Regions from separate parts of the Homo sapiens genome. Here all the other regions are linked to region 2. The links are chromatin contacts, found by Hi-C or POLR2A ChIA-PET in ENCODE. All regions are on one chromosome and are shown on one strand. Each heading gives the region's core, a stretch centred on a gene start or an enhancer-like site at or near the end of the contact. The rest is flanking DNA. Distances are from core to core; before and after follow the strand shown.

Region 1 (3,133 bases), core at 182-2,681, 280 kb before region 2:
AGGTGTCAGGAACAGGTGTCTGGGGATGGGGGGTGAGTGGTCAGGGGAGACTGAGTTCTCAGCAGAGGTGATATCTAGTTAAACCTAAAGGACAAGTGGGGTTTGGGGAGATCGGCAGGTGGGAGCATTGTGGACTTGTAAACAGTGTCTTACACAAGGAAAAGTTTATATCCGGTGCTACATGGACTATATCTGCTATCAGGACATATCAAGAATAGTATTAAGTATATGAGGCTTGCAAAATTAATCAATATATAAAATCAGCAACTAGGAGTCATCTGACAGTTCCAAAGCATCTGCTTGAGTCCTGAAGATTTCATAGAGCAAGCGCCATGCTTTTTCCTGTCACTGTGCTGACCCTGTGCCAACGCCTACGCAGACCGAATGTGATCAAACAAGATCTTCCAAATAGATTGATCTCACCTTGAAATTCTTCACATGCAATGCAGGTTACACAGGCGGCCTCTGCCTGCCTCCTTCCAGTTGACCCTCTGATCATTTCTATTAGGCAAACCCAGCTGCTTTGACTCAGGCCAGTGGTGGCCCTGGGCCCCTTCCTAGCAATCCTAGAGGTTATTTGCACCAGACACATTTCCAACGGGTCACCTGCCGAAATACCTTTCAGTAAGATAAACTGCACATTAAATAGATATGTCCGGCCAGGTGGGTGGCTCACGCCTGTAATCCCAGCACTTTGGGAGGCGAAGGTGGGGGGATCACCTGAGGTCGAGAGTTCGAGACCAGCCTGACCAAATTGGAGAAACCCCGTCTCCACTAAAAACACACAAAAAATTAGCTGGGCATGGTGGCGTATGCCTGTAATCCTAGCTACTCGGGAGGCTGAGGCAGGAGAATCCCTTGAACCCGGGAGGCAGAGGTTGCGGTGAGCTGCGATTGCGCCATTGCACTTCAGCCTGGGCAACAAGAGCAAAACTCAGTCAAAAAAAAAAAAAAAAAAGATATTTCCTCCTGCCCTGCCTTGATGTGGATTTGGTAGAATAAAATGCAGAAGCTGTGCTTTCTTCCCTCCTTCTTCTGGTGACATTCTTTGTTGTTGCCTCCATAAAAGGTCACCATTGAAAGGACTGAAGAATATGAAAAATGATGTCCTAATCTCTCTCTTGGAAGCACTATAGTCTTAATTTGATGAAAGACAACGAGGAGGAACACAGAAAAGAGGGAGGAACAGGAACCAGAGCAACAGGGCTCTGAATTTAGAAACCTGGCCGTGCTCTTTGGGTCTGACTTGGCCCGAGAATGCAAGCATCAGATAAAAATAACAAGTCACACAGTAGAGGACGGATCTCCGGCTTCTCCTGCGCCCGGGGCCGCACATGCCCAGTGCGTGCCTCTTTGGTCGAGAGGCGCAGAGCAGCCTTCCCAGCAGAAGGCTGGAGTGAGAGAGGGCCTGTGTTTGATGTATGAGCTTTGGCTTGCCGTCGTGAGTCACCCCAGAACTAGCTGCAGGCAAAACAAAAATCTTTTGTGATTAATTAGAAAAACTGGACAATTATGAATTGACTGCACACAGCCAGGGTATGGTAATATAAATAGTAATGACTCCAGCGGAGCCTGATGAGCTCTAGTGTTTATGTGAGATCACTGGAGAAAGGCACATTTTTAACGTGGAATCTGCTGAAATAGGATGATTTCTGATCTCTGATAATTTGAAGATCTTGACCAGGATTCCAGGGGATACCTTCCAGAGGGGTCTAGTTGCCTTTTCCCACCACCCCTCCAAACGTGAGTCTCTGTGCCAAATGGACTATTCTTTCTTTTTTTTAAAAAAATTGAACTCAAACATCCTTTTCAGCAGTTCTGTGAAATTGCTTACATCTTTTGCTAACCCCACTGCCAGGGCATGGAGCTGTTTGCCCTTTTGGGGCATTTGCCTCCACTGTGACACTCTCAGAGGACTTGAACACAAATACCATTTTTATTTGGAGGCACTTGTTGGTTTTTATGTTCAAGGGAAGAAGGAACCACTACGAGTGAGCTGTTTAACCCGGGAAAGGAAAGATCAGCATATTGTAGTGAGTTATTGGATTGATGATTTATTCTGCTTAGGGAGGGTGAAGTAGAAAGATCTCCACAACACACAGTCGAACAAAGCTTTTAAAAACCTTTGGGTGTTAACGCTATATTTCTTGGCATGATTTAATTATGCCACCCAACCTCCCCACCCCATGAGCACATCTTACATAGTGGAACTAGGGAATGATTATTTTTCAAGGAAGTTTACAAAGAAAAATAATTAAACCCTGACAGTGCCTGCAAATGTCAAAATACAGATTTCCTCCAGTGATCATTTCTTTAACCACTGGGGTAAGCAAGTTATCCTTTGTCCTGGGGCAACATTGTGTAGCCAGCAATGGTCACAGACCCAAGAGTCACAAAAGAAAAAAATGTGATCTCGCTGATGCCTCCCCAAGCATCTACTCTGCTTCCATAAAACACCTTTCAAGACCTTTGAAATTTGGTTTCTGCCAGGCAATTAACTCATCTTAACGTGCATTCTACATATCCAAGTGCCTTTTCTGGCCCTCTGTTTGCACTTGCCGGCATCCACATTGTTTTCTATTATTATTCAAGCAGCGCCGCCTCAGTAGTAAACCCATTGACCATTCAATCAGAGCAGTGGCTGCTGTGGATAATTAAAAGTTCCCAACCTCTTACCCCAAGGCCAGGCTAGAGCCAGTCAGAGAGGAGCCAGGTCCCAGCTGCTCAGGGACCAATCGATCAGCTGATTAACCCTTCTTACTGATTGGTTAGAGCTGATTGCATCTCCCGTAAAGAAATCTCTTCTGGCCCTGGGGCACTGGAGGCAACTATACATTCAGGGTGGCTGAGGGAGCGGCTAGCTGCGGCAGTCACTGTCCTCACACAAAGTAAAGGGAGGAAAAGAGAAGAACTCCTAATGCAACATTTTAAAGATTTTATCTCTCCACCACTGTTTTTTCCCCTAGACTGTCTTTATTTCTAGAGAGAGAAGTCTCTGTCTGAGATTCAGGAATGGCAGAAAAGATATTTGGTATGGCAGTTGCTGCTATGTAGCCCGTGAAACGGAGGATTCTTTTTGACAACAGTGTCCCCAAATGTCCCCTTGCAAAATGGCTGACGTCAGAAAGTACAC
Region 2 (3,018 bases), core at 12-2,511:
GTGATGTAATGCCTACAAGATGTAACACACTGTTAATAGACATAATAGCTGGTTTATGTCAAATGGCAGGCACATGGATAAATACTTTACCTGCATTTTAAAATTTAGTCCTCACAATGGCACTGCGGAGTGGATAGAATCATTGTCCTCATTTTCTGTTCAGGAAACTGAAGTGCTGTGAGGTTAAGTAATTTGCCCAAGGTTACCCAGCAGGTAAGATATGAAGCCAGGCAGCTTGAAGCCACAGCTTCCTAATGCTTCTTATGATTGTTAATAAACTAACCCTGATTTTCCACAACAGTATGGGCACTGGGCATAATCTTGAACCTTTTTAAAGTTATTAGGTGAAAAAGGTATCCGTTGCTATCTTAATTTGCCGTTATTACTAATGAACTTTTTTTCTTATTTGTGCATGAATTCTGCTTTTTTACTTTTGTCAATTGTAGGTTTGCAAACATTTTAAGTAACAAATAAAACCTTTGGAAAGATTAGCATGGTTTTATGCAATGTCCCTATATGGATAAGAGAGTTTGTCACTTTATTCCCTCTTCATGGTTCAATTCCATGAGCAGAAGTGAAAACATTCTACCAGAGAGAATTGCAGTCTTATAGTTTTGTATGTCCACAGTGGTTTAAATATCTATACATTTAGCATGAAGAGAGATAGAGAGAGACAAAATACGTGACTTAATTACAATTGCCACAATGAATTCCGAGTTGATACTGCTTCTGCCACTTCAGTTGACCACAATTTTAAGCTTGGCATCGCCTGAAAGCTTGAGGAATGTATTTGCAGTAATTGCCAGGGCACTTCATTGTTCCTCTGTATACATAAACAGGAGGCTGTGATCAGAGTGGTCATGCTTGAGCTGTTATCTGAAATTCACTTTTGCTATAAGGATTGACTAATCTGGTTCCTACTGACAGCGGTTTCCATTTACTGTATTAGCTTTCTCTCACTTCAGTGCCACATAGCTCCAGTTAGGAGAGGAAAGCAAAAATTGTTAAAAGTAGTAGACGTGTTAGTCATCACTTATCAAACAGCGCAAACATCCAGTGTCATTGCAATCACTGTCCTTGTTTTTCTTCGAGTGAAAAGAGAAGTTAAACAATATCCATTTGTCGAGGGCACCATGCCGCTCTGCGATCCACACAGGTTAAATGGTGAGGCTGCCGATTAATGATTCAGTGGGAAATAGTGGATGCCAGGAACTCTTGCAACAGCTCCCCTCCCTCCCCCATGCTCTGCCGCTTTTGCATAGCTTGGCCTTTCTACCCCTCACCCCTGCCCTGTCATTATCTGCAGATGTTATCTGCCCAGCAGATGTTGTAACCTACAGAGACCTCATCGTTCTCACCCTGCTGGGCTCAGCCTTCCCCACCCACTTCTGCACTGGGTCTCAGGTCCCTTTGAAAGGGAGCACTGAGGCAGGAGAGATGGATTGAAATGCAAAACCTGGACTTTATTTGAACATGAGGTATACACTGCAATTTTTTGCAACCACTATTTGATGATAGTTATTTCAACACAGTTAAAAAAGTAAATATTTATCTTATATGTCTTAAGAATTGGATTCCATGCAATAGACCACAAGGAAATTTTTTTTCTACCTTGACTACACCCATGTTTCCTAAAATGAGACATTTTTATGAAAGATGGGGCCGAAAGAACAGTAGTTTTTCAATCCCTCAGTAGTTACCACAATCAAACCATTATTGCAGTTAAGAGATTTTTTTAACGTAAGATTTTTGTGGGATAATAAGTCTGATAGGTGAGAAAATGAGGTAACATTATACTGCACCTATTTAGTATATGACATGGAAAAAATATGAACGTGTTTAGTATCTACTATGAATCAAGTGGTATAAAGCAAAGACCCTAGCCAATGGCAAACAAAAAGCAGTTATTTTACCCCAAACCTAAAGGTAAAAGTTGAGATGCGTAATTTATACAAGTGAAAGGTGGCACTAAAAACATTTTTAAAAAGTAAAATGAAGCTGGGTGGCTCTGAAAAACGAAAGAAAGAAAATCAATTTTTCAGTCTGGGAAAAATATGGATATACCTTTGAGAAGAAAAATATTTTAACGTGATATCTTAGTGAGAATACTAAATTATAAGCTTTAATTTGCCTTACAGCTTTTATTTCTCCATCTAAGTAATTTTGATTGTTTTATATCTTTCTAAATATAGATAAAATAAACCAAGAAGAAAAGTATGTAAGAAACAGAAAATATATATCAAGGCATACTTCACAAAATTCAATGTAAAATGACCTTTCCATGCGTGATTTACCATTCTCTGTTTAAAGTAATCTCTGTCTGGAGAAGGGAAGCCATTGTTGAATTCTTAGGAAAGACGATGGCTCCAGAACTAAACATCACCCACAGTGATAAGAAGTTTCTGCTAGTCGCTCAGCACCTCATCAGTTCTTTCCATTTTTACAGAACGGTGTTCATGGGATGCCTGGGACCAAGGCTGCTTCAGATTCCAGACGCAATCCACCAGGGTTGCTGTAGAGACTGTAATTTGTTCAAAGGAAATCTAAATTAAATTAATCTAAAATACCATTTTCAGGTTTTCTGTTTCTTCCAGGCAGCAGCAAGAGTTTTGCTAAAGGCCCATAAAGTAAAGAGAATTGTTAAATAATATTCCCTTTGATAAAACAAAATTGTTCTTAGAAATGTTTGGAAATATTTATACCATATGTCTCTTAGATAAGATCACAAGTGTTAAGTAACGTGGTAACTTTTAGCAGGTTAACAATCACAGCTTAAATTTCATAAGATTTCTGGGTGACCTTTGTAACCCAGAATCAAAGCCTTTGGTATTTGCTTTGGCGTACTTCTAAACAATAGGCCCCATTAGCAATTTTCTCAGATATTCTCCAGTTTCATATCTGCAAGTGGTGATCAATTTTGTAAAAACATACATTAGCCATTAAATTGATATTTCCCTTTGGGAAGCATTTTAATAAACATTACATTTTCTCAAATAAGAGACCTTAGTTCTTTTATCA
Region 3 (3,063 bases), core at 98-2,597, 500 kb after region 2:
CAAGAACTGGGAGCAGAAACAAGACCCGAATCCTAAAGGAACGGACGTAGAAAGCAAGGACTGAGAAAAGTGACGAGTTACTGAAACTCAACATTTGACCCTATGCCAGAACCTCACTATGCCTGGTTCGAGGCTGCCTGCTTCCCTGATGCATTTGCTCAGCTGTCTAAACCTCTCAGCCAGTTTCTTTCCTTAGAATATCTTGACTCCGCATCCTCCACATTTTGAAACCTCCACAACTTAGTAATTGTCAAGACCCACAAGTCTGACCTTTAAACGTTAATTTCCAATGCCATCTTTTTTCTACATTGAACTCAAAAAAGGTTAAAGGGAAGCAATGGGTTCAATAATTTTGCTAAACTGTAACTATGAAAATGGCACACTTGTTAAAATTATTATGTACTATGGTGCAAAATCTACCATGCCTACTTTTGTTTTTTGATATTGATGACATAAAATAGATTTACTTTTTAGAAGAGGCAAAATCACTTACTAGCTAGAAGTATATTCTCTAAAGCCAGCTTGTCCATGTTTAAATCTCAGATCTACTACTTGCTAGCTGAGTGACCTGGAACAAATAATTCAACCTCCCTTTGCAACTGTTTCCTCACCTGTAAAATGGGATAATACTGTCTACCTCATAGAGTTCTTGGAAAGAATGAATGAGGTAATTCACATAAAACTGTCAGAACAATGCCTGCCACATAATAAATGTTCAATAAATGTTGGCTGTTATTGTATCCAGCACTGGGGTCACAGCAAGTCACCTTGTTGGCACTCAATAAAATCTGTGGTTGAAAGGAATGATTGACTCAAATGAGTAGCAAATAATGACATAACACTTCATATAAGTTCATTTTAATAAAATTATCCCTGGAGAAGCATACCTAAAAGCAAACTCAGGCATTAGTGGACATGAAAAAGATATACGTGAGAATTACAATATTCAACAGCAAACATTTTTTAACAGGAATAGGGGTAAGTTTCTGTCTGAGGGCTGTTGCAAAAACTCAAAAAATGCTTTGCCTGTTACAGAGTGATAAATTGTCACAAAGGGAAAACTTCAAGGAGTCAGAGAGCATTTAAAGCATTGAGTCATGAGAGCTCCTTCCAAAGAAACAATACCTTCTGCTGTTTTTCACTTGCACTTAAATTATCAAAACAAAGTAGCAATGATGAAACTTATTATTTTAATCAAGCTTGCACATTAAAATCCCACCTCTCATCACTTTAGCCAAATGTCACTGTCGGAGTTGTTTTGATATTCTGCCACCATGTGTGTTGAAATCGTTTTGTGTAAAACTTTACTCTGGAAAACAAAGGTGTGTATATTTGGAAACAACCAACTGGCTTGCTGAGTCATTGGCTTCCATCTCATTATCTGATGTAGATCTAGCTGATGTGTAGCTTCAGTACTGAGGCAGTTGTTGAGAGCATCTGTACTGCTAGGACTATTTTGTAAGAAAGGGTGCAGAAAACAGCCAGTCTCTGAAACTAGCCCCAGCAGGTCAACCCAGATAGGCAGCATTTCATTTTCAAAGGAAGTATTTCCCCCTTTCAACAATGTCTGGGACATTCTGCTGTCAATAATGACTTGACTCCTACATACACGTACTACAAATTGTTCCCCAATGTGGTTGTACCAATTTATTCTTCCACCAGAAGCACATGAGACTTCCATTTTTTCAACACTCTTAGCTTTCTTTTTTCAAAATATTTAACTTTTATCACTTGGATAAAAACACAAGGTATCTCACTTTAATTTGCAACTCCTTTTTGATTAGTGGAATTGATCATGTTTTCATATGTTTAAGATCATTTAGTGTTTCTGTCCTATGAATTGCCTGTTCACATGCTTTGCTCATTTTTATGTTGGATTCTTTCTCTTAGTGATTTATTATATTTCCTTATATATTCTAGATAAGCTTTTCTTTGTGCCCTAGATTGTTTTTGTTCTTTAGTCTGTAGCTACTATTTTTAGTCTCCTTATATTGTCTTTTAAAATACTTTTACTTGACAATGATCTCAAACATACAGAAATGTTTTAAGAATAAAAATAGTACAAAGAACACATCTGCACATTTTACTTAGATTTTTTGTTAATATTTTTACCCTATCTATATGTATAGATGTTTGAATACATATATGGAACATATATGTATATATTTTATATATTTTTAAAATCTTAATTTTAATTTAATAACTTTTCTAGGTTTCTTCTTCATGGCCTGTATTTTAGGGTCCCTAAGAAATTATTCCTTAACCCTTAATTTATTAAGATATTCTTCTATATTTCCTTCTAGGAATGTAAAGCTTTGTCTTTGTACTTAAGCTATAAATCCACACATTTTTGTGCAGGATATGAATTCGAAATCTAATTTTTTTTCCTACAGATTAAAAAGTATTTGCATTACTATTAAATGCATCAGCCATTATCTCCATATTAATTTATAATTTTACTTCTGTCATGGGAGATAGACATCTATATATAAATACACACACACATACACATATATACACAAACCACTGGAACAGAGCAGAGACACACATAAATATATATATATGTACACCTTAGTATATAAGTGCAGTGTACAGTATACTATATATGTATATGTATAAATATAGTATATATGTATGTACTGTGTATATACATGCATGCATATATATGTATATAGAATATATATACACACACATATATATACTATAAACATATATGTATATATGTAAATACATATGTACAGGTGTCTGTTTTCATAGTTTCTGTTCTATCCTTGTTTAGTAATTGAGCTAATAATATAGTACTTGCAAGTATATCTTACTTGTCTTCACAAATTTCTCCCATCTTGCCATTCTCCAGTGGTGTCTTTTTTTTTTTTTTTTTTTTTTTTTTGGCCATTTTCATCTTCTGTCACCATTTTATTTTAAACAGCAGCTTTTTGGTATTTTATTGACTTCAGTTTAATTTAGAGATTAATTTGGGAATTATAACTTCTTTTTTTTCTTTTCAACTTCTATTTTACACTCGAGAGTACAAATGCAGTTTAGTTACATGGGTAAATTTTG

Evidence for each region. A loop is a pair of places that touch in the nucleus more often than their neighbours do. ChIA-PET counts read pairs that join two places held with the same protein, here RNA polymerase II (POLR2A). Pooled maps may share reads with other maps.
Region 1: a map of Calu3 shows a loop between it and region 2 (3-fold over the local background). The contact joins two enhancer-like sites. A Hi-C loop is called at or near these places in 1 of 168 maps with a recorded cell type or tissue (Calu3) and 1 of 50 pooled maps. POLR2A ChIA-PET finds 5 or more read pairs at or near these places in 3 of 52 experiments (Caco-2, H1 and PC-3).
Region 3: a map with no recorded cell type shows a loop between it and region 2 (2.3-fold over the local background). The contact joins two enhancer-like sites. A Hi-C loop is called at or near these places in 2 of 37 single-sample maps with no recorded cell type and 6 of 50 pooled maps.

Annotation. Positions count from the first base shown.
Region 1 is chr6:10,314,774-10,317,906 of GRCh38, reverse strand. No RefSeq gene overlaps it. Among named protein-coding and RNA genes, the nearest start is that of TFAP2A-AS2, 88 kb to the left of the region's middle. RefSeq lists an enhancer at 2,224-2,945. Within about 2 kb of position 1,431, at least 5 of the 41 ENCODE cell types and tissues checked have a DNase peak (open chromatin) inside an H3K27ac peak, as active enhancers do.
Region 2 is chr6:10,031,579-10,034,596 of GRCh38, reverse strand. It overlaps the pseudogene OFCC1. Among named protein-coding and RNA genes, the nearest start is that of TFAP2A-AS2, 370 kb to the left of the region's middle. Within about 2 kb of position 1,261, at least 3 of the 41 ENCODE cell types and tissues checked have a DNase peak (open chromatin) inside an H3K27ac peak, as active enhancers do.
Region 3 is chr6:9,531,060-9,534,122 of GRCh38, reverse strand. No RefSeq gene overlaps it. Among named protein-coding and RNA genes, the nearest start is that of TFAP2A-AS2, 870 kb to the left of the region's middle. Within about 2 kb of position 1,347, at least 2 of the 41 ENCODE cell types and tissues checked have a DNase peak (open chromatin) inside an H3K27ac peak, as active enhancers do.